Regions from separate parts of the Homo sapiens genome. Here region 2 is linked to region 1. Evidence: chromatin loops called from intact Hi-C (ENCODE). Cell type or tissue: PC-9. All regions are shown on one strand. Links, peaks and the distances in the headings refer to the core of each region. The heading gives the core; the rest is flanking DNA.

The links. Peaks named below come from ENCODE experiments on the same cell type or tissue, not always from the same donor. Only the 100,000 strongest peaks of a DNase experiment are listed, where the experiment ranks them.
Region 2: a loop joins it to region 1, with 10 times the contacts of the local background. A loop is called at or near these places in 3 of 110 quality-filtered maps.

What each region holds. Positions count from the first base shown.
Region 1 is chr1:117,263,674-117,276,175 of GRCh38, forward strand. No RefSeq gene overlaps it. Among named protein-coding and RNA genes, the nearest start is that of LINC01525, 26 kb to the right of the region's middle. RefSeq lists a silencer at 4,974-5,268 and an enhancer at 5,230-5,748. In PC-9, for the core only: no CTCF peak of the experiment used is centred there; DNase peaks (open chromatin) are centred at 3,778, 5,478, 8,108 and 8,478; H3K4me3 peaks cover 1,336 bases; H3K27ac peaks cover 3,602 bases.
Region 2 is chr1:117,141,253-117,153,754 of GRCh38, forward strand. VTCN1 (V-set domain containing T cell activation inhibitor 1) reads right to left here. Exons shown (of 6, transcript NM_024626.4): 4 at 11,839-12,117; 5 at 6,361-6,530; 6 at 2,335-3,973. The coding sequence ends at 6,406. LOC124904387 (a long non-coding RNA gene) reads left to right here. Exons shown (of 2, transcript XR_007066500.1): 2 at 1-1,949. Among named protein-coding and RNA genes, the nearest start is that of TRIM45, 26 kb to the left of the region's middle. RefSeq lists an enhancer at 5,191-6,390. In PC-9, for the core only: no CTCF peak of the experiment used is centred there; DNase peaks (open chromatin) are centred at 5,989 and 6,869; H3K4me3 peaks cover 1,505 bases; H3K27ac peaks cover 3,513 bases.

The DNA.
Region 1 (12,502 bases), core at 1,921-9,920:
GCCTTCTCCAAGCCATGGCCAACTCCCCCAGGCCTCCACCTGCCCCTCAGCTTGGACTTCCCAGTCAGAAATTCACACTCAACACCAAAGGGAAGACTGATTTTTCTAGTTCCAAGAATAAAACTTGAGCAGGTTCCTTCTCTCTACATGAGTGGACTTTACACAGCCTTGGATTTTTGAGAAGGTACAGTACGTTAAAAACATAAGCCAGCTGGCCAGGCGCCATAGCTCACGCTTGTAATCCCAGCACTTTGGGAGGCCAAGGCAGGCGGATCGCGAGGTCAGGAGTTCGAGACCAGCCTGGCCAATATGGTGAAACCCCATCTCTACTAAAAATACAAAAATTAGCCGGGCATGGTGGCACACGCCTGTAGTCCCAGCTACTCGGGAGGCTGAGGCAGAAGAATTGCTTGAATCCGGGAGGCGGAGGTTGCAGTGAGCTGAGATCACGCCACTGCACTCCAGCCTGGGCAACAGAGCGAGACTCTGTCTCAAAAAAAACAAAAAAACAAACAAAAAAAACAAGCCAGCTTTAATATGGTCTCCCCACAACTGACCCTCATTGGGAAGGAAAAGAGGAAGACTCCTGGCTAAAATAGAAAGTTAAAAGTTACAGTTACTTAGCCAATTAGACATACACATTTTAAACATAGCATTGACATCTCATGTCTTCTACTCATATTATATTCTGTTCCATTAGACACCTAAATTATTCTATTATAAGAAATTTGCATCAGGCAGTTTAACAACTAAGATCTGCAGGCTTTAATTACTTCGGAGATATTTGAGCAACCAAAGAAAGTCTTACTACAAAATGGAGCTTATTTAAGGGGCTCTAGGCCCTGAAAAGAATCTGACTAGCAAATCAGGTAGTTAGCTTTTTGCCTACAGAGCCCTTGATGGAGTACACACCTCACAGATGCTCCCATTGTCTCTCAGTCTGGTATGTGCAGTTTTGTTTTTCTAAACACTTTCCTTTTCAATTACCCAAAGCCCCCTCAGCTTCCCTTACCTGATTAACTTCTACTTACCCTTCAGGTCTCAGTTTAGATACTATTTCCCTTGGGAAACTTTTCTTGACCTTCAAGAATAAATTGAATGGACCCTAGAGGACTGCCTTGAAAATTTAATAAATTAATAAAAAGACGGCCGGGTGCAGTGGCTCACGCCTGTATTCCCAGCACTTTGGGAGGCCAAGGTGGGCGGATCATAAGGTGAAGAGATCAAGACCATCCTGGCCAACATGGTGAAACCCCATCTCTACTAAAAATACAAAAATTAGCTGGGTGTGGTGGCGGGTGCCTGTAATCCCAGCTACTTGGGAGGCTAAGGCAGGAGAATCACTTGAAACCTGGAGGTGGAGGTTGCAGTGAGCTGAGATTGCACCACTGCACTCCAGCCTGGGCGACAGAGTGAAACTCCATCTCAAAAATAAATAAATAAATAAATAAAATAAAAATCAAAAGAACTGAATTTAATGTTCCTCTTGAATCTTCCTAACGGAGCTGTCATGCTCAGTAGAGCATTTGTGCACCACACAACCCTAGGGGAGACCATTTACATCTAAGACTATGTGTGGTGCAATGCGCAACCAATACAACTCTGTGTGGCTTCCCTGCTCCCATAGCCTGTGTACTCTGAGTGCCATCTGCCCTTGCATAGTGAGGGCGTGTTTACTCAACTCTTTCCTGTACTGACTGCAAGTTTCTTGAGGAAAAGAAACTGGACTTGATCATTGTTATATCCCCAGAATCTAAAACGGATCTTGGCATGTAGTAAGCATTCAATAAATGTTTGATAATTAACTTACAAATAATGTTTTAAAAATTATTAAGCCCACAAATACCTCAGAACAAAAATCATCACTGCTTCTTGCTTTCTATTTTGCCTTCTTCCATTTCTTTCCCTATCTTCTGCTACCCATCAGTCAATAGCCGCACCTGAGCCCTATAAGTACCTGCTGTTCTATCACTGAGCAGGGAAAGCCTTTCACGATTGTATTAGTTTCCTAAGGCTGCTGTAACGAAGTACCACAAATGATGTTGTTTAAAATGACAGCGACTTATTGTCTCACACTTCTGGAGGCTAAACTTTCAAAATTAAGATGTTGGCAGGGCCATGTTGCCTCGGAAACACGGAGAAAAAAACATTCTTTTTTTTGCCTCTTCTAGCTTCTTTTTTTTTTTTTCTGGTCATCTTTGGCATTCCTTAGCTTGTAGATGCATCACTTCAAACCTCTGCCTCTGTTGTCATCAGATCATCTTTGCCCTCTGTGTCTCTGTGATGTCACATGATCATCTTAAAGGACGCTGATCATATTAGGCTAGGTACATCCTAATGATTTCATCTTAATTTGATTAAATCTGCAAAGACCCTATATCCAAATAAAGTTACATTCATAAGTACTAGAGGTTAGGATTTCATATATTGAGTTCTCTATATATCCTTTAGAGGAGGGACACAATTCAACCCATAACAATGACACAGACAGTGGTTCTCAAACTCTCACATGTATCAGGCTCACCTGGAAGGTTTGTTAAAACACGGATTACAGCCAGGCACAGTGGCTCACGCCTGTAATCCCAGCACTTTGGGAGGCCAAGGCGGGCAGATCACTTGAGGTCAGGAGTTCAAGACCAGCCTGGCCAACATGGTGAAACCCCATCTCTACCAAAACTACAAAAATTAGCCAGGCATTGTGGCAGGTGCCTGTAAGCCCAGCTACTCAGGAGGCTGAGGCAGGAGAATTGCTTGAACCCGGGAGACAGAGGTTGCAGTGAGCCCAGATCACACTACTGCACTCCAGCCTGGGGGACAAGAGTGAGGGTCTGTCTCAAAAAAAAAAAAAAAAAATAGAGATTACTGGATCACATCCAGGGGTTCTGATTCAGGAGATCTGGGGTGGAGCCTAAGAATTTCCATTTCTAACAAGTTACCAGTTGATGCTGTTGCTGTTGGTCCTGGTAGCAGACACTTGAGAATTACTAGTGTAGGACCTTGCAACTCAAAATGCAGTCCTTGGACTAGGAGCATCAGCATCACCAGGGGCCCTGGGAGAAATGCAGACCCTCTCCTGGACCATGCCCCAGGCTTTCTGAATGAGAATCTACATTCTAACATTAAAGTTGGAGAAGCCTTGATCTAGGAGGCACTGCCCCAGAACAAGCTGGAAAGTCAGCTAGCCTCCGCTATAGAAGGAAGTTTCTACAAAGTCAAGCCAGTAGGCTCAGTTCAGTCAAGTTGGCCTTCTCATAGAGGTCTCTAAGAACCTCAATTGGTATCTGGCTCTCAGAAGAGTTTCTATTGGGTCCACATCCTAAAACCTGCTCATTCCTGGGAGATACCAGGAAGTCATGCCTGAGGTCTCATTTTCAGACAAGCAACAGAACATAAGGTTGCACACACCACCTTTGCTAAAGAGACAATAAGGCTTATTCAAAGAAGCCAATGAAACATACACTCAGAGATGGTGACAGGCCAGAGGGAATTAAGAGACCTGCAGAGGCACAAAAGAGGAGATAAGTAAAATGTATTACGAAGGAGTTTTCTTGGCACTTTGCCTGATCTACTGACTTATTTTTATTTCTTACAGTGCAGTTTTGTGGATAACTATTTATTTTCATGACTGCTTTAATTGGAGAAACAGGTTCACTTTGTTGTGATAAGGTTTGTGTTTCAAAAGCAAGGAAGAAAGTAGAAAACAATACAGTTCCTGTGAGTTCCTCTGAATGCACTGAAAGATTGTGCAATTCTCTCTAATATAGTTCCCAGTGATATTTTTTGGGGTGAGGCATTTGCTCTGGAAAAGAATGGTTTAAGTAGTTCCTATTATGGTTTCTAAATAAAGAGCCAAGCCCTGAACTGACCCCTGAACTAATGTGACAGAAAGCTCTGGCATTCAAAATGGCTGCAGTGCTTTGGGCCACACCTCTCTTCACTGGGCCGGGTCCATAACCTTCCAGCTGCTCTGAACCTGAGCCGGAGTTGTTTGCTAATTACCTATTCGTTTGCACCCATTGTCCACTGCCAGAAGATACACCTCCAAAGTCAGTTTCTCTTGTGAAAATTTGACTAACAAGCAGTGGCATATTAGAATTTCAGAGCTGACACCCACCTGACAACATCAACTCCAATCTCTCCTTCTTATAGGTACAGGGAAAGAAAGTGACTCAATGTGGCTCATGTAACCAGCCTGTGGCAGAACCTGGAGTCAATCCCAGGTCTATGGTCACTTCCAGCACTTCCCATGCCACCTCTTTATCCTGCCCTCTCCCTTGGAGATGAACTGACTTTGGAATTAACCATAAATTACCTGCCACAAACCCTCAGCAGCTTACACTTGAGTTCTCTGTTCCTAACCAACCCAAGCTATGGTATTGGCACAGAATTCTGTTTCTAGGGCTATGCCAGGTCAGGGGTACACACAGCACCCAAAAATCATGCTATAGAAGGCTATAATGCAAGTCTGGCTCTTCTGGAGCAGGTACATGAATGGAGCCAGCCTGCCATACTAGGTTCTATGGGAAACTGGGAGCACATGCCCCATGTAGCAGGGAAGCCAATACTTACCTCCAATAGCCAGGAGCCTTTGGGATTGAGGACCCAGTGTTGCCAGTCATAGCTATTTTTAAGAGATGTTAGAATTTTGTTTGTTTATATGTGAAATCACTTGCATTTTAAATATTGGCTCAGATTTTTAAATGTCTTTTAAAACACTGGCAGGCTAAACAAAATCCAGCCCATGGGCTGCCAATTCATCCTCTGCAGCATAGTAACAGTGAGGGATGAATGCTAAAGCCAGGCAGACCAGTGTGAATCCTGGCTCAGACCCTTGGTATGGCCATGGGTAAGGGAACCTCCCAGCCCTTCTACCTCCTAGCACTAATGGTCCAATCTCATAGCATTCTTGGGAAGACTGCAGTAATATAGGTGAAGCACTTAATGTGCTGCCAGTTACATCAGTACGCAAGAAAAGTTAGCACCGCCATTATAATAACCCTGAATCATAAAGACCTGAATGCCCTTAGTCAGAGCACCACCCAGAAAGCTCTCTAAGGCAAAGCCAGCACTCGTCTGCTAAAAGCCCTCTGTCCCTCTCAGCTAATTTCTGAACCAGTATCTTCCATGGCTTTGTGATCCCTGCTGGGAATTCAATGTTAAGGTAACATAGCAGCTTGTCATGTACTTCCCTGTGGCGTTTCTCTCTGGGGAGACAGAGACAAATGGAAAGAATGGACAAGGCGGGCTGCTCAAAGCACTCTGGATAGCCTTGGAGGATGCATGGACAGAGGAAAGCCCAGCTTCAGCCAGGAGGCCCCAGGGTGTTTGTTCCAGCAGATAAACATCCTTCCAGGAACAGTTTAGATCATCTGATATAAAAAAGTGGCCTCTGACCCAAGGCAGTTTTGTTCTGTTCTTTCTCAGCCAGTCAAGTGTAAGTGAAGAATGTGGCTGAGATTGGGATCTGGCCTGGAGTGCCTCACAGGGGGACACGACGGTTTAAATGCGGCTGAACCTTCTTTGGAATGCTGCCTGACTGGTGCTTCAGGTGTTACTTAAATTCTTAGCAAAGACAAAAGGAATCGAAAACAAGGTATACTAAACTGACCATTGTGCTATAGGGGCCTAAGGAAAGCTTCCCCTCCCCACTCTAAAATTTCACTGAGGGCCGGGGGCGGTGGCTCACCCCTGTAATCCCAGCACTGTAGGAGGCTGAGGAGGGCAGATCACCATGAATATTCAGTGTGAATATTCATGTGAGGAGTTTGAGACCAGCCTGGCCAACATAGTGAAACCCTATCTCTTCTAAAAATACAAAAATTAGCCGGGCATGGTGGCAGGCACCTGTAGTCCAGCTACTCTTGAGGCTGAGGCAGGAGAATCTCTTGAACCCGGGAGGCAGAAGTTGCAGTGAGCCGAGATTATGCCACTACACTCCAGCCTGGGTGACAGAGACTCTGCCTCAAAAAAAAAAAAAAAAAAAAATTTCATTGAAAAATCAACTCACAAAAGGCAGATTGATTGAAGAAAAGGCATACAAATTTATTAACATGCACACAGAATGAATTGCAGAGTGATTACCCCACCCCAACGGGATTCAGAAACTTATGTACCATCCTGGCAAAATAGGTTATGGGGTGATGGAGAAGAGAAATTCTGTTATGGGAATTGCTGGAGAGAATGAACGGTTCAAGGAACAGAGATGAACTTGTATGTTATCTTGTGAAAGGATCTGTTCAGGATCTCAGACAGATGAAGAAACTTCTTTTTTTTTCTTTTTAGTAGAGATGGGGTTTCACCATGTTGGCCAGGCTGGTCCTGAGCTCCTGGCCTCAAGTGATCCGCCCACCTCGACCTCCCAAACTGCTGGAATTACAGGCGTGAGAGACCATGTCTGGCCAGATAAATGAACTTCAACATCATCCTGTCTTTGGGACAGACTGGGGGGGCCAGATGGGGAAGATCAGAGAGACCTTGAGGCTTCTTCAGTTAAGTATGTCAATGAGCATATTTTGAGGTATCAGTTTGTGAGCCCCAACAATGTTTTGGTATAGGGGGTCTTACGGAAATGCAGGGAAATTTGATTTCACTTACCACAGGATCAGAGATGTATTTCTTTCATGGGTACCACAGCTGCTAAACCAAGCAGGTCTTCTCAGGACATAACCCACAGTGAGCATGTTAGGATGCAGGAACATGTGCAGGGCTCTGGCAAGAGGTACTGAAACATTGAAAACGGCCTTGATAGAGTATCTCTCTTTGAAAGAGGTTTAAAAAAGATACACTAAAAGTTATTTTGCTTAACACTGTCCATATAAACCAAAGAGGGCATTGAAATTACCAATGGCCCTGTATCTCTTGGGCAACAGATAAGGCCTATTTTCAAGATATATCTTTCCGTAGATCCTACTGTCCTGAATAATTTGTAGATTCCTGATGTATTGAATATTGAGAAATGCTTTTTAGTCTATGTCCAGTTATTTTCATGGATGTTGAAGAAAATAGACTAAGAGGAAGGGTTTAATATTTATGCAGCTACAAGTGTCCATTTTTCCCCCAGAAAATATACTACATAACACACACACTCTTTTCTTTTTTTTGGCATTATACAATTCTCTTCTCAGTGCTACAAAAGAACTAATTATTCACAGCAAGGAAAGCATGCTGTAATATAGTTGCAAGGGGCATTTTGTCTAGTTGTTAATTAGCCAAGTTTTTGGTGTCAGACAGAATTGAGTTTCAAATCTCACTCCACCACTTCCTAGATTTGAACTTGGGCAAATTATTTAGCCTTTCTAATCTTAGTTTCTCATAGCTATAAAATGAAGCTAATAACAGGATCTCTGCAAAGATTGTTATGAAAATTAAATGAGCTAATAGTTATATAGCATTTAGCAGGATTTGGCACATAATAGTGCTAAATCAATGGTAACTATTGTGAAACCAGAAAATCTGAGACAGATCTCGGTTAATTTAGAAAGTTTATTTTGCCAAGGTTGAGGATGCACTGGGACACAGCCTCAGGAAGTCCTGATGATATGTGCCCAAGGTGACCGGGGCACAGCTTGGTTTTATACATTTTAGGGAGACATGAGGTATCAGTCAATATATGTAAGAAGTACGTTCGTTCCATCCAGAAAGGTAGGGACAACTCAAAGCAAGGCCCCCCCACTGGGGGCTTCCAGATCACAGGTAGGTGAGAGACAGATGGTTGCATTCTTTTGAGTTTCTGGTAAGTCTTTCCGAAAGAGGCAATCAGAATATACACCTATCTCTGTGAGCAGAGGGATGACTTTGAATAGACTGGGAGGCAGATTTGCCCTGAGCAGTTCCCAGCTTGAAGGGGCCCAAGATATTTTCCTTTCACACTATTATTAAAATTTCCCTCCAATTTAACTCTTTCAATAAAACTCACATAACCAGTGTTTTCTTAAGGTGAGGTATACCTGTACTCAAGATGTGCTTAAATTCTGGTGAAGGAATGTTGAAAGAAATAAACAATTTCCTATGCCACTCAAAAGACCACAAGGATGGCTAAATAGTAGAAAGGCAAGTTTACTGGCAACATCAGTTTGCAAAACGGGAAGAGTCAGTCTTCAGTGTGTACCAACGGTATCCTCTCTTTGAAAAGGGAAAGGGCAGGTTGGGTTTTATGCCTCACAGGATCTGTATTACATAATAGTCATACATATTTAGCAGGTCTGGGGGGAAAGCCATACTTCTTTATGAGAGGAGTTGAGTGCATGCACAATGGGCAAACATATATATATAACACGCATCTCATGTTCATGTAGGGGCAGGGTTTTAGTATTAAAATGCGGTAGAGTTTGGCCCTTTACGACAAAAGGTAAACTATAGGACACAAAGACATAGAGATTGTGTGTAGTCTCTGTAAGCCAGCTGAAACTGGCTTGAGGTCTGCAGTTGCTAATCAGAAAAGAATGCTTTTCCTCTGTCCAATCAGAGTTGTAGTGATCTGCGTTGTAAATCAGAGTTAGGAATTTGCCTGATAGCACCTATTGTTAGGGAGTTTAACATGCTCAAGGTTTTTCTTGTAGTCAGAATTTAGGAAGTTGCTGTGCCAGCCAAGCTCTGGACCCTTGACTCACAGGTAACTTTTGTTTTCTTAACCTTGGGATCCATCTTAGTTGATAAAAGGGCATCTATTTTGGTCCCGCAGATCACATCTACTAGTCTGCATTGCTCATATTGCAGTTAGGATCCAGTCTCAATGAAGTCTGGCTACATAGTCTCAATGACAGCCTTGGAAACTCCTCCAGGGGTCATGAACATAGAATGGCCTTTCATAGTTTCCTGAGTTGGAGCAAGACAGCACAAGGGCAAATACAAATCAGAAATAAGAGTCTTAATTCTTATTTCAATTCCTGTAATTGAAAATAAGGGAAGAGTTCTCCCCATTTCCCTTTAATTTTCAGAATTTATCTATCCTTTGCAACTGTATATAAATCTTTATAGTAGCTAAGTAAGATTCTTGCCAGTCTCATAACTCAGAAATATTTCCTCAAGAACCTCAAAGCCATCTTTTTAAATGCAAACATCAGGAAAAAATTGCTTTTCTATCTTCCACTTCTATGGAAGAGTTAGAATCTGATGGGGCTCAGGACACAACACTCAAAAAAAGACTGTAGGAAACTAGAATATGTCACCCGAAAATATGCCTCTTTGGCATATTGATTATTTTGAGCTGGTTATTTTGAGAAACTGAAGACACAGGAGTAGCTCTGAAAAGATGGATGTTCATAAGAGAAACATATATCTGCAAAGGAAATCACCATTTGCAAGGGTCTCTTCATCTTTGCACCAGGAAAAGAAGACTAAATCACTAGAGACTCTTAAACAATGGAGAAGGTATCTACTTAAATCTGCAAAACAAACCTTACCTTTGTTTAAGATGCTTTCCCAGGTCATTTCATCTAAACCAGGCCCTCCTCCACATCTTTCCTTCCAGAGAAAGATGGCATCTAAGCCTGAAATTTAAATGCTTTCTTTGAGATATACTCCAGAGATTTACTGATTTCTCTGGGTTTTCTCCCATGTGTATGTGAGGTATACATTTTAATAAGCTTCTGTCTGTATTTCTCTTGTTAATCTATCTTTTGTTATAGGAAGTCCCAGTTTAGAGAACATTATTTTTTTTCCTCCCCTACTAGCCTAACTTTAGTGAGTACTTAGTGCCTTGCAAAACTATGTCCTGTTGGAAAGAGATAAGAAACTTGTTTCTCCTCTGGATAAAACCAACATAGGTGGTCCCTCAATTACCATGATAAAGTTAGGATAAATGATGTGTGACAAGTCGTCTTACTTGAGAACTAGTTATTATTTATCTCAAAAACAGGTTCATAATTGTCGTATCTGCTTGGCTATTACTACGGTTTGAAAGTCCACTCCAAAACTCATGTTAAAATTTGATTGCCATTGTGATAGTGTTAAGAGGTGGGACCTTTAAGAGGTAATTAGGTCATGAGGGTTGTACCCTCAGGCATGGATTAATGCCATTATCTCAGGAGTGGGTTAGTTTTCTTGGGATTGAGCTCCTGATAAAATAATACACATCACCCCATTTTCTCTCTGCCTCATTGCTTGCTTACCGTATAATGCCTTCAGCCATGGGATAACCCTTGCCAGATGCCAGTCATGCTCTTGGACTTTCCAGCCTCCAGAACCATGAGCCAAATAACCATCTATTATTTTTTTTTTTTTTATGAATTACCCAGTCTGTGTTATTCTCTTTTGTTTTTTTTATTTTTTTTTTTGAGACGGAGTCTCGCTCTGTCACCCAGGCTGGAGTGCAGTGGCACGAACTCAGCTCACTGCAACCACCACCTTCCAGATTCAAGTGATTCTCCCACCTCAGCCTCCCAAGTAGCTGGGATTATAGGTGCTTGCCACCATGCCCAGCTAATTTTTGTATTTTTTAGCAGAGACAGGGTTTCGCCATGTTGGCCAGGCTGGTCTCAAACTCCTGACCTCAGGTGATCCGCCCGCCTCGGCCTCCCAAAGTGCTGGGATTAAAGGCGTGAGCCACTGCACCCAGACTGTGTTATTCTCTTATAGCAGCAGGAAGCAGACTGAGATTCCTATGTAAAGGGGTATAATACCTTTTTGTCTCTGCAGTCTCTTAGTGGATTGCCTGTGATGTGTATCACATTCTGGTTTAATGCTTATTTAATAACACAACTGTTTTTTTCCTCCACTATCTTCATGCAGAGGTTTTCTGGGCAGAAAGAAGATGTTTTCAAAAAATTATATTTCCCAGCCAGGTACAGTGGCTTACACCTGTAATCCCAACATTTTTGGAGGTTGAGGCAGAAGGGTCGCTTGAGCTCAGGAGTTTGAGACCAGCCTAGGCAGATTAGGGAGATCCATCTCTACAAAAACAAAAACAAAAAAGAAATTAGCTGGGCATGGTGGTACATACCTGTGGTCCCAGCTACTCAGAAGACTAAGGTGGGAGGATTGCTTGAGCCTGGGAGGTTGAGGCTGCAGTGAGCCATGATTGTTCCACTGCACTCCAGCCTGGGCGATGTGTGTGTATATATATATATATATATATTTCCCCAAAGTTGGCAAGGCCTTTAATCCCCCCATCAGTCACTAGATGTGGGTCACCTGAAGAAAGGGGGTACCCTAGATGTGCAAGCATCCTGCAGTGAAAGCAGCTGAAGGTCATCTGCCAACAGCACTCCCAGCAGCTGGGACAAGAAGCCCTTCTTTGAAGGGGCAGCAGAGTGGTAATCACAGTTTTCATTATAGCTTGGTTATACTGTTTTGTTTTGTTTAACTGCATTTTTCTTTCAAACTGCTCTCAACACTTCACAAACTAGCACATTTTTCTCACCCACTTGCTGAAGTCTCTTAAGAAGTGAAGTTCTCCTTGCCCTTCTCATGCCTATTTTTCATAATGAAAAGTGACATATGACAAGCCAGTGACAGTCACAGATAATCATACAGGTCTTCTGCTACTATAATATTGCTTACTCTTTATTTTGCTACCATAAACAGACGCTGTGAAGCCAAACCTGAAAACTGTTTTGGTTTTGTTTTCTGGAGAATGACTTCTCAGAGCTCTGCCCCATGACAAGAGCTTCATGAACTTTCTCAGGCATATTCTACTCCCACGCTCCAGTACCAAAACTAAGATTTTGTAAGAGTACATGAGCATGTTGTATTAGTCAGCTTTTCAGAGAAATAGAATAATAGGATATATACAGGCAAATATAGAAAGAGATTTATTATGTGGGTTTAACTCACATAATTATAAAACTAAGCCCCACAATCTGCTGCCTGCAAATTGGAGCTGCACAATGACAGTGACATAGTTCCAGTCCAAGCCTGAAAGCCTGACAACCAGGGCAGCAAGTTGTGTAAGTTCTAGTCCAATTTCAAAGGCACAAGAACCAGGGCTACTGATGTCTGAGGGCGGGAGAAGATGGATGTCCTAGCTAAACAAAAGAGAGAAAATGCACCCTCCCTCTGCCTTTTTGTTCTATTTTGGCCATCTTCAGATTGGATGACACTGACCCTCATTGGTGAGGGCTGATCTTCTTAATTTTGCATACGTATATTCTGATGCTAACGTCTTCCAGGAACACCTTCACAGACAGACCCAGAAATAATGTTTTCACCAGACACCTGGGCATGCCTAGCCCAGTCAAGTTGACACATAAAATTAACTATCACGAATGTCTCAAACCACTGTTAACCAACTAAAGCCAGAGAGAATCTGGGAAATAGACCTTCCTGCCAGTGCACGGGCCTTCCTGCACCTGCCCCTTAGCCTTCTCCCTTAGCTATGTTTAGGAACCTCTCTGGCTATCTCAAATCATAGTCAGCATCAGGGACATCATCACAAAAGAGTCAATTACATAGTCAAGGGTGAATCTCAACTGTAGCTACTATGGAGGCAGTTTTGATGTCTGGATATTGTAGGACATTTCTAAGCTGGGTGATAGGTATATAATTTCTGGCCCTAGTAAAGTTG
Region 2 (12,502 bases), core at 2,463-10,462, 120 kb before region 1:
TGAGAGGAATTGAAGACAATTATCATTTTTCTCATACAGCCTCATTTAGCAGGCTGAGACTTGGCTGTTTCGGGAGTACCTGCTGCCTCTCACTAGAAACTGCCATCTTTATGCTATCACCCTGTCTCTCATCCAGTCTTACCTACCTGAGGTATAAGACCTGGACTCACCACTTGAGTTATACATGGCTACCTGATCCATCTCTTCAAAGTCATATTAAATACTATAAGATTCTCAGATTTAATCTGTCAAAACCTAAATAGTTCTCCCTATAATGATACACGAATGGTTACAAATAAAGTTTGGAAACTGCAAATTAGAAAACTAGAGAGAAAGGAAGTGGTTCCAGTCTACCATGAGCAGCTCATAGGCTAGATGAACTGAACATAGCTTTTGGTTTGTTCTAAGGAAAGGATATAAGACCAAAGTGTCCATAAAGTTCTTATTTAAAGTAACTTTTAGAGTTTGGGGTAAGAGATCTTTCAATTGAAACTACTAAGAATACTTCTTAGGCCAGGCAATTTGAATTGATGAGATAAGATAAAGCTGAAGGTCAAAGTTATGACTTTGAGAAGAGTCAAGGCAATGCCATCATCAAGGGAGCCAATCTTCCAGTAGACAGGGGCTCCTGGAGTGAGAACTACAGACCTGCTGTTTCCAGGCTGCAAATTAATTGCATTGGCCCAGCAGACACCATCAGTAAACAAGCCTGCCAGGGAATATCTACTTGATCCTCTTTCACAGAGCAAACTTCCAAGGGCTGCCTGGGTCCCATCCTTATTTTGTTATCATCTTCAAGTGAGTCCAAGTGCACAGCAATGAAAAAAATGCATGTGTAGACTAAAGAAAAGAGTAACATAACGGTGCGTTGGACCATGAAGTGATAGATAGCTTCATGAGGAAAGAAGAATTTTGGAGGGACCTTGATTATGGGCAAAATTTAAAGAAAGATGGGAGACAGCAAATGTATCCATACTTCTGGAATGTTTTAGCTTTTGGCACTTAGGTTTGAGCATCCCCAGATGTCTGTGGTGTACCTCATAATCTGGTCCTTGCAGTTGGGCTGATGTGATAACATCTGTTATCTAAGGTATCTACTGTGTGCTCATGGACAAGGCATCTGTTTCTGTGACTCTGTTTATTTTCATTGATGACTCCCATATTGAAACTCCTGGGAATGATTCCATGAAAGATGAAATAAGCCAAGGTTCGAAGGAGCAAACAGTTCAAACACATAGTAATATAGTGGGAATTAGAGCAGCCTGATGGATGTGTGGAGACTTCACCAGCTGGAAGCAGACTGGGAATTACAAGTTTCATCAACAGAACCAAAGCACATGACATACGCCACAGGGCAGAATCCTTATTATGTAATAATAACCCCTGCACACTTCTCTCCCCCAGTTAACAATGCACAGATTGAGGTCATTGTGTATTTACAACCTGGAGATAGCTGACAGCCCATACTTCACCTTGAAGTTTGACTTGTCTGTTCCCTCAAATGTGTCGACACTTCTGAAATGTTTTCTCCTTTGGCACATCGGTTTGAACATCCCCAGATGTCTATGGTGTACCTCAAAATCTGGTCCTTGCAGTCGGGGTGATATGACACATCTGTTGTCTAATGTACCTACTGTGTGCTCACGGACAAAGCCAAATAATTAATCTGGGCCGGGATTGTTCATGCTTTCACAGTTCGGTTCGGCATTGATCTCTTCTTGCAGAAGGCCTATATTGGGACCAAACTGGGAATGCAACAGGGCAAAGTTGGTCTAAAAATCCTCTGGGAATTTTCCATTTGGCAATTAAATTTTCTGTAGATTACATCTCTCTATCAATTACCAGTGTGGCTTTTATAATGTTATAAAATCTGAGCATAGCCAGTTACATTTCTTTTACCCTGAGTCTCTGGGTCTTTATCTGAAAAATTAAAGGACTAGAAAAGATGACTTTGAGTTTTTTACAGCTCTAATGTTTGAGAATTTAATAATTTCTCAGTAGTGAAAGTCAGATTTCTTGACAATATAGCAATTAGTTTGTCCACCTGTATGTACTCTCCTACATGTATCTGCCTGAAGCCCATTGCTACTGGTATCTCCCAAGATGGAAATGTGCCAAGCTGGTATAAGCCCAGTGGAATTTCACTAAGAAACTAGACCCAGCCACTCAGCCCATACTCACAGTCTTATCTTTCCTCCCATTCATTTACCCATTCACTCAACAAACATTTATTGAAGGCCTGTTAAGTGTTAGGTACTAATCTTTAGAACCTGCTCTATGGCTTTTTAGTCCATCTTCCCTTCACTCACTTTTTTTGACAAACCAGGCAGACAATGGTGTAGGAAATGTATATTTAATCATTCTCTTGAACGATCAGAACTCTAAAATCAGTTTTCTATAACAACATGTAATACAGTCACCGTGGCTCCAAGGTCCAGGAAGGCAGTGGTTAACACATGAAGAGTGTGGGAAGGGGGCTGGAAACAAAGTATTCTTTTCCTTCAAAGCTTCATTCCTCAAGGCCTCAATTCAAGCAGTCATTGTCCTTGCTTTCAAAAGTCTGTGTGTGCTTCATGGAAGGTATATGTTTGTTGCCTTAATTTGAATTGTGGCCAGGCAGGGTCTGGAGATCTAAATTCAGAGTAAGAAAACCTGAGCTAGAACTCAGGCATTTCTCTTACAGAACTTGGCTTGCAGGGTAGAATGAAGGGAAAGAAACTTAGAAGCTCAACAAGCTGAAGATAATCCCATCAGGCATTTCCCATAGGCCTTGTCAACTCTGTTCACTGAGAGATGTTATCCTGGTGCCCGATAGAGTTCTGGCTCTCTGTGCTGAGGCAGCAGCCAAAGAGACAGAATGCTTATTTGCCAATGACTAATGTGAGGAAGCAGACAGATTTGTTGGCTCCCCTCTTTCCAGGCCCTTTTCTACTCAAAACCAGGGTTTCTTAGCCCTGACACAGTTGACACTTCGGATTGGGTAGTTGTAATGGGGAGACGTCCTGTACATGGTAGGAGGTTGAGCAGCATCCCTGGCCTCTATCCACTAGTTGGTAGTAGCACTGTATCCTCCTCCACTCCCTCATTGAGGTAACCAAAATTGTCTTCAGACATTCCCCCGGAGATGGGGGGCGAAATCACCCCAGCTGAGTCCCACTGCTCTAGATGCTATTGAAAACTGAGGTCTTAGCTGTCCACGCAGGATGGAAAGGAGAAGCCTCAGAGCTTGTGATGACATAATGCCATATAGACAAGGTGAAAGGTCCTTCCCTGGACCATTCACGGATGAACATCATCTGAGAAATAAACCCGCATTTGTTTGTTTAAAAAGAAGGTGCTCAGTTTATTTATAAAATCGGTGTCGCCGACTGCTCTGTTTATGCTAAAATTATGATCATTTTTCTCAACTTTGGCATTTGTCAGTTGGGAAGAGAAGCCAAGGCACCTTTGGAAGCATCATAAAAAGTGAATCATTTGACCCATTACTAAAATGCAGCCGCCCCTGAGTTGCGAAGTGGCAGTCAATTAGCAGCGTCTTAGGGTACATACTACAGCTTAATTTGTGGAATATAAGATGTGGATATGTTGGGATAGACTTTCCAGGGGCTTCCTCAGAGCAACATTACAGCACATATAACTAAAAATTCAGAGACAAAGAACATGCACTATCCTGTCCTCTCACTCCCCAGGTGACAGGCAGGGGGAGGTCCCTGAGATCTGGGGATGCACTTGTCTCCACGTGCATTTTACTTATCACTCTTAACACACTTGTCTAGTTCACATGAATTATTTTCCCAACTTCTAATATGTCTTTGAAGATAGATTTATCTTGTTCATATTGGAGCCTTCTGCTTTTGGCTTCTTTTTGTTTCTTGCTCTTGTTTGCTCACTCCAGACTTCTAGATATGAATTCATTTCCTCCCAGAAATATAAAACTAGGTCATATCTGGTGGTGAAATAGTTCTGTAGATCCCTGGGATTGTGGAAATAACAGCAATAAGATACCATTATAGCCATTCACAAAACAATTATTGAGAACTGAGAGCTTCCCTGCCACTGCGTGGTGTATCTCTTGTTTAGAAAGGGGCTTATTTTTCAGTATTTTGATGTTGTTCTATTGAGGCCACATGGTCCCATGGGTTGCTGGGGAAAAAGAGATGGCTTGAATCTCTCCTTAACGGGGTATCATCCCAGTGGCAGTCTCAAGGAAGAGAAGAGATGGGTCCTTATAGTAAATGAGAACTGAGAGGAGTCTGGGCAGGCTCCTGAATAGAGGTGGAAAGGTGGTTTCTGCCTCAATTCCTAACCAGGGAGTGTGTGTGGCCTAAAATGCCATTACCCATTATAATGTGTGTCTCAAATAATGTTCTATTCATTTACTTTTATCATTATTTTTTTGAGACAGGGTCTCACTCTGTTGCCCAGGCTGGAGTGCAGTGGTGCAAACATTGGCTCACTGCAGCCTAAACCTCCTGGGCTCATGCAATCCTTCCACCTCAGCCTCCTGAGTAGCTGGGACCACAGGTGGACCTCCACACCTGGCTAATTTTTAAATTTTTTTGTAGAGATGGGGGTCTCACCATATTGCCCAGGTTGGTTTTAAACTCCTGGGCTCAAGCAGTCCTCCCATCTTGGCCTCTCAAAGTGCTGGGGTTACAGGTGTGAGCCACCATGCCCAGCCTTACTCATTTACTTTAAAAAATCTACTTGATTTATGGTTATTCCTCTATGGTGCCAGGGAGAAAGAGGTGGACTGCAGCTAACTGGGTAATTGTATATAAGCCTACGTGTGCTGCATGTGAACATTATCCATTAGATGTATGTCGTGGATATTTTTTTAAAGCTGTAAATTATTACTCTAAGGGAATACAAGGTAAAGATGAGTCAGCTATGTTATATAGGACATATTATTTAGTTGCAGGTTATTAAACACTCATTTGCAGTGTTGTGGGGAATCAAGGAAAGAAAAAAGTGCTTTTCACTCTACTAGTGAGATTCCCAAGGGACAGTTTCCTTAGGGAAATCTCTGCTGACAACTGTGGAGGATTGGAAATGATGAAAACTGGCGGGTTTCCTTACAAAGAATCTCCTTTGTTCACTGCACTATAGTGAAATCTTGGAGAACAAGAGAAAGAATGAAAAGAAGCAGATCAACAGATCTTTACCTGCCTCTGAGGACTTAGCAATGTAGGCAAGGAATACATGTACCCTGGAGAGTGTAAGACATAAATCATACATGCATGCCAAGAGGATATAAAATACAAAGACTCTTGGGGAGGTGGGATATAAGCTAGGAAGCATTTTCCTAAAATGGATAAAGGAAGTAGTGGGTATAAATTGCCACAGAGTAGAGAAGATTTCCAGGAAAAGACAGTGAGGGAGGGAGCAAGACCAGAAAGTAATGGTAGTTAGCAGGTAGTGGTAGGCAGCAGTAGTGGTAGGTAGTAATGGTGGGTAGGTATGCTTCTGTGACTTTGACTTCGATATAGTTATGCCCAGAGAGTCACTTTAGGCTCTGGAGCAAAGGAAGGCTATGATGAAATCGTGTTTCAGAATACTTCGATTCTGGCACCGTGTTTCCTATCAGCTAAAACAGGGAAAGGAAGGAGCAGGTACAGTGTTTCAAAACCAGTCGGGGTGTGAGATGATGAAGGCTGGATTAGGGTCAATCTGAGAGGCAACACAGGGGAAAATGTGATAGGTAGGGGTTGATAAGAAATTGACATGCGGGACAGAGGGGAGACAAAAATAGCTCTGAGGCTGTAACCCTGGAGGCTTGGTGGGGATGCCACTGAGTAATATGGGAGTATCGACTGGAACTTCATGATCTCAGCTTTATACACATTTCATATGCAGAAGAATATTCAAAAGGAAATATCCTAACAATAATTGGAGCCAGAGGACTGAAGTGAGAAGGAAATCTCAGCAGGAGGGCTAGTTGGTGAGTCATCTGCCAACTGTCCACAGGGGCCGGCTGGAAGGGCAGGGAGGGGTTTTATGTGAATGATGATATGCTTTATAAATAACAGTGGAATCCAGGGTAATTACTCAGGGCTAAATATCTCTTTCTCTTCAATAAGTTATTTTGCCTTCATTGATGACTGAGTAACTTAAAAGGTATTTGAATTTACATAAATACTTGAATTGTATGTTATTTTTCCTATGGGTCTGTCAATGAAGTCTATGCTGTTTGCTGACCTAACAAATGATTACCTTTCCCAGTACTAGTGGAAATAATGTCACAGCCCTGGTGTCATTAAATGTTTCTTTCTGTGGCTGATGCTGAAGGCTATCCGACTCTCATTAGGAGCACAAGCACCCACAGAACCAATATCCCACACTATTTGTGATTAATCTCACCTGTTGTAACAATGACTTTGCATGCTTTTTTGTGGCCGAGGCACATTATTTTAGCATCAGGTAAGGGCTGAGAGGCAGAAGTGCCCAGCTGATGGCAAAGAAAGAAGAGACACACAGAGAAGCCTTTGAGTTTAGCAGCTGTAGGTGACTCCGCCTTTTGATCTCCGATTCTGTGAAGTGAGAGAAAAAGTTTAGGGTCATACAGGAGAAGCTGGATGTCTTCTTCACATGACTGGTTAGCAAAGAAAAGTACCTGAAAAACAGAACAAGTTGTTCCTAATTCAGGCAATTTTTTACCCCTTTGCCCACCTCTCCGTAACTGGCTTAAAAGTAGAGCTTTCTCTTTCTTCAAAGAAAATTCCATTCTGTGGTCCACTCCAGTGAACACTCAGCCGAATGAAAAACTATACCAATAAGAGATTGTTATGGGTTACCAAATAAAGAATAGGCTAAACAAACAGCCATGGCCAGTTCTTGGCTTGAGACGCATTTTCCCTCCAGGCAGTGATCTTTACAGGATCCACGTCATTACATTAGCTTTCATCATACCACTATAAAGTGTCTAGGAAGTATTATTCTCATTCTGAAGCAGAGAATGGTAGATGTAAAGAAATGAAATCATACTTCTTTTGCTCAATTTCCTCCCTAGACAATCCTATCTCTTTTATTTCATTTCAGCTCTGTCACTTACCAGCTGTGTGACTTTAGGCAAGTTACTCAATGTATGTGCTCCAGTTTCTTCATCTATAAATAGGGCTAGAATACTAATAACCTACTTCATAGGGTTCTTATGAGGATTAATGAGTTAGTGCATGCAAAGCACTTAGAACAGTGTCTGGCCTATAATAAGCACTCCATAAGTACTGGCTGTAAAAACGACAATAAAGCCAACATCACTCAAGCCTAATAAATATCACTTTCATGCTAGTCATTTCCAAGTCTACCTCCTTAGTTTGAACTCTGTCTTGAGTTCCACATCTAGATTTCCAGTTGCTGCTAGATATGTCATTTAAAAACATAATTATTCAGTAAATATTTCTGAGTACCTACTATTGGGGTTCAAAGAAGTCCAATAAATAACAGCCTCTTCCCCAGCTTAGCTCTGAACCAATTAAAGAGAAGGACAAAAAAATAAGGCAACTGGAAGATCAAAATATCACCTTTAGTGCTGAAAATATGTTAATAGAGAATGAGGCTTTGTAGTTAGGCAAGTGGGCTACAGCCGAGACTCCCCACTGTCAGACAGAACCAGACTGGTGCAAGTCTCCTGCAGGAGCAGATTCTACCCCTGAACAACTGACGGCCTGCAGGAGCACAGCAGAATGTACACGGGCTTCCTGAGAGTTAGCAAAAACAAAAAGAAAAAGGAGGAGCTGAGCTACTTATGTCCAGCTGCTCCTAATATACTCATCAATCAGATAAATTAATTCCTTGTTCTCTCAGGAAGAGTGAAAGAGGGAGGAAGAGAGAGGCTAAAAAGATGACACTGGTGGGGATCCCTTCTCATAAAAGGAAATATATGGAGTAAGGGTGTAGTGTTCTCCCCAAAACCTATCACATGCTGGCTATTGTGCTAAGCACTGGGCATCTCTACCTGGGTACACTATGGGCATTTCAAACTCGACATCTCTAAAACCCTTATCTACTCCCCACACATATTGCTCCTATGTTTTGGGGTGGGTTTTTTTTTTTTTTCTGGTAGCATCACCAACCTCCTAAGTATCCTGGGTAGAAATATCAAACCCACTTTGACTTGTGATTTCTCTTGACTTTCACATTTGCATCACCAAGGACTGTACATTATTTTGTTTATGCAACTTTTGATTCTTCCCCCTTTTCTTTCCCATTGCCCCTGCTCCAGTTAATACTCTCATAATTTCTCCCCCAGACCATTACTGTAAGCTCCTGACTTCAGGTCTTCCCATTTTATCCAAACCATTTTTTTTCTTCTTCAAAACCCAGCCGGAACTCTGCCTTATCTATGGATCCACTTCAGTCATAATTAACAACTCTTTCCCATAGGTACTAAATCTACACTGTGATTAACTTCTCTTTTGATACTTATGCTATTCATTTCAGTATCTCAGGGGGCTTAAAAAAGTACTCTGAACATACTTGGCACACAATAGATATTTGTTAAATGAATGACCTAAATTAGCAGTATAGGCAGAGAACACAATATGTAAATCCCATGGCCCTACTTGTTTAAAAACATGCATGGAGCACCTACTTTGTCTACAACAATAAGAAATTCTGCTATTTTCTTAATTTTGAGCTACCAAAAGTTGTATTTCATCCTAGCCTGACACTTCGAACACTTGTTTTGATGTATCCAACAAACATGTAAAGAAGACAGATCTGTTAATTGAATAAAAGGTGTGCTCAATGTCTATGTCTTGTTCAGTTGTGGCCCTTGCTACTAGAAGACATTATTTACACAGCTTGGAGCTTTTTACTGGGAACTGGACTGAGATACTGTTGTCAGCACCCATTGTTTTAAATGACCAATACTTCAGTCCCTCCTTCTCTTCTGGGAAGGCCTTTCATCAGATACTGCCTCATTGGCCTAGGTATGGGCAGCTGACCCAAGTGGAGTCAAAGTCCTTCTTGGGAATGTAGAATGAGACTGATGAATTGAGGTTCAGTCTCACCACTCTCTTGAGTAAGAGATTTTTAAATATAGGAATGCTTGGCAATCACGTCTTGCCATATGGACTAAAACAAGAGAGTAAAGAGAGAATTAAGTAGAAATGAGAGAAAAAGAATCTCAATGGGATTTAAGTTCCTGGTTCCAGTTGATCCTGAAGTCAACTGAACTTCCTGTCTTTGGTTCCACAACATTCTAGTACACTTCCTACACTTCCCTTTCAGACTAGATTTATTTATATTGGTTTTCTGTTACAGGCAACTAATAATCCTAACCAGGATAGTTGCCAATTTGTTCCTCAAGATGGTGCAAGAGCTCTCGCTCTCATATGTAATTTTTTAGTTAGATACTTTTTAAAAATTGCAGTAAAAACAACAAAATTTACCATCTTAAGCATTTTTAAGTGTACAGTTCAGTAGTGTTAAGTATATCCACGTTGTTATAAAACAAATCATTAGAACTTTTTCATTTTGCAAATCTGAAACTCTATACTCATTAAACAAAAACCTTTCTCCTTCAACTCTTCCACCCTGCCCTCTGCTAACCACCATTCTACTTTCTGTTTCTGTGCATTTGACTGCTTTAGATGCTTTGTTTAAATCATATAGTATTTGTCTTTTTGTGACTGGCTTATTTCACATAGATAATGTCCTGAAAGTTCATTCATGTCATAGCATATGATAGGATTTCCTTCCTTTTTGAGCCTGAATGGTATTCTATTGTATGTGTATACCATATTTTGTTTATCTACTCATCTACTAATGGACATTTTGGGTTGATTCTATCTCTTGACTTTGGTGAATAGTGCTACTGTGACCATGGGTGTTCAAATATCTCATTCAGACTCTGAATTCTTTTGAAGGCATACCCAGAAGCAGGACTGTTAGATCATATGATAGTGTAAGTGTGAGCCACCATGCCCAACCTGAGTGTTACAGTTCTTTTTTTTTTTTTTTGGAGAGTGTTACAATTCTTAAAGATGGTGTGTCCGGAGTTTGTTCCTTCAGATGTTCAGATATGGTGCATCTGGAGTTGTTTGTTCCTCCCAGTGGGTTTGTGGTCTCACTGACTTCAGGAATGAAGCTGCAGACCTTCGCAGTGAGAGTCACAGCTCTTAAAGCTAGTGTGGACCCAAAGAGTGAGCAGCAGCAAGATTTATTGTGAACAGCAAAACACCAAACCCTGCACATCACAGACAGCAGCCCTACCGGGTTGCTGCTGCTGGCTCCAGTGGCCAGCTTTTATTCCCTTATTTGGCCCCGCCCACTTCCTGCCTATTGGTCCATTTTACAGAGCGCTGATTGGTCCATTTTACAGAGTGCTGATTGGTTCATTTTTACAGAGTGCTGATTGGTGCATTTACAATCCTTTAGCTAGACAGAGTGCTGATTGGTGCATTTGCAATCCTCTAGCTAGACAGAAAAGTTCTCCAAGTCCCCACTCGACCCACGAAGTCCGGCTGGCTCCATATCTCAGTAGTTCTTTTTTTTAATTGTTTTGATGACACTTTATACTATTTTCTATAGAAGTTGCACCATTTTACAGTCCCACCAACAGTGCATGAGGGTTCCAATTTTTCCGCATCCTCACCAACATGTTATTTTCTGTTTTTGCCTTATTTTGTTTTTAGAGTAGCCACCCTAATGGGCATTAGGTGATATCTCATTGTGGTTTTGACTTGCATTTCTCCAATGATTAGTGATGTTGAGCATCTTTTCATTTGCTTTTTAGCTATTTTTATATCATCTTGGGTTGAATGTCTCTTCAAGTACTTTGCCCATTTTAAAATGAGGTTATTTGATTTTTGTTGTTGTTGAGTTGTAGGAGTTCTTAATATATTCTGGATTGAAACCCCTTAAAATGATTTACAAATATTTTCTCCCATTCCATAGGTTACTTTTGTGTGTGTGAGTGTAATTTATTTTTTAAATTGATATATCTGAGTTGTAGATAATTTTGGGTTCATATGTATAATTTCAAATTAAAAAATCATAAGAATATGATTTATTCAGTTAGATTCGGCAAACATTTATAGGGTACTTATAATGTGTAAGGTATTTTGTGCCCAGTGCTAGGCTTGATTTAAATGGCAGCCTCCTGACGTACTCCTTTCACTACAGTTTGAATCCAATTTCGCCCCAGGAAGGATGGTCTTAAAAGTCAGAATTCAGTCTATGCATTTTCTTGATACTAGCTCAACCTAAGGTTTTGTATGCACTAAAGCACTGCAGGGAGACTAGGGTGCTGGGTCTTCTCAGCCAGCTCTCAGCTAGGGTGCTGGGAGACCAGTTCCATCTAGGGGTTTCAGATTAATCTTGAGCCAATATTAGTGGGATCATGAGTCAGTCTCATGAGGGATGAATAAAACTAAGTCAGACTCCAGACTTTTAGTCTTCAGATTCACAGCCTTCTCAAAGGCAGGGTGGAAGCAAACCTTGGTTTCTAGCCTAAGTTTTGGAGGGCTTGAAGTCCAGCTGAACATATCAAAGATGTCAAGTAATTATCACTTCCTCACTGCTGTAGCAAGGTAGTCCTACTGAGTTACACAGAGCCTCAGAATCCTAAACACTGTTCTCCAGACAACCAGTCAATGAGAAAGCATACAAGATGAAACCTAATTGCCATCTTTGACCTATATGCCATACATATTGTTTTGTGTTGGGCTTTCTCTTATGTAATACAATCTCAACTGGAATTGAGTGATCAAATTCTTAGTGAAGAGGACTCTAGAGATTTTTGTGCCTTGGTATATATCTATTAATGAAGTTAAATTTTAATTTAGATTTTACTCTTTCCCCAGTAAATCCATACAAAAGCATGCAGGAACCCACCTGTCACTTTGATATCCCCTGTTGCTTTGGCAATGTCATTTTCAATCATACAGGAGTATGTGTTGTTGATCGTAACATTGTAGAGCACAGACACAACCTTCATGGTCACATTCTCAGAGTTCAGCTCAAAGCTGGTATTGGAGACTTCCGAGAAGTTGGCTCCCTGGTCAACTTGGGATGCCCAGACCACTGTGGGCTGGGGGAACCATCGGGGAGCCTCACACCGCAAGGTCTCTGAGCTGGCATTATAGTCCACATTCACTTCCGGCATGCTGAAGGCTGCAGGGTCAAAAGTCAGAAAGGGCAGATGCCAAAGTCAGACACGTAAGACAATATAGCCTTTGAAGCGCTAGGCCTTAAAAATGCAGTCATTTTTTTTTTTTTTTTTTTATCATTGAAGCCACTCAGTACTTCCTCAGAGGTCCACCTGTGTATAGCCCATTGTATTATAGGTGCGAATAATTATTTGCTCATAGTATTGCTATACATCACAACCCTTTGGCCAATCACAAACCCCAAGGACCTAAATTCTAGGTATATTATGGTTACAATAGAAAATTTTCTCCAAGTAAGAGGAACTTCAGTGGTCATAAAAAAGCCTATCCCTTAGGGAATTAGGCATTTTCCTAGGGATCTGTGAAGCTTCTGGATTTTATGTATTTTT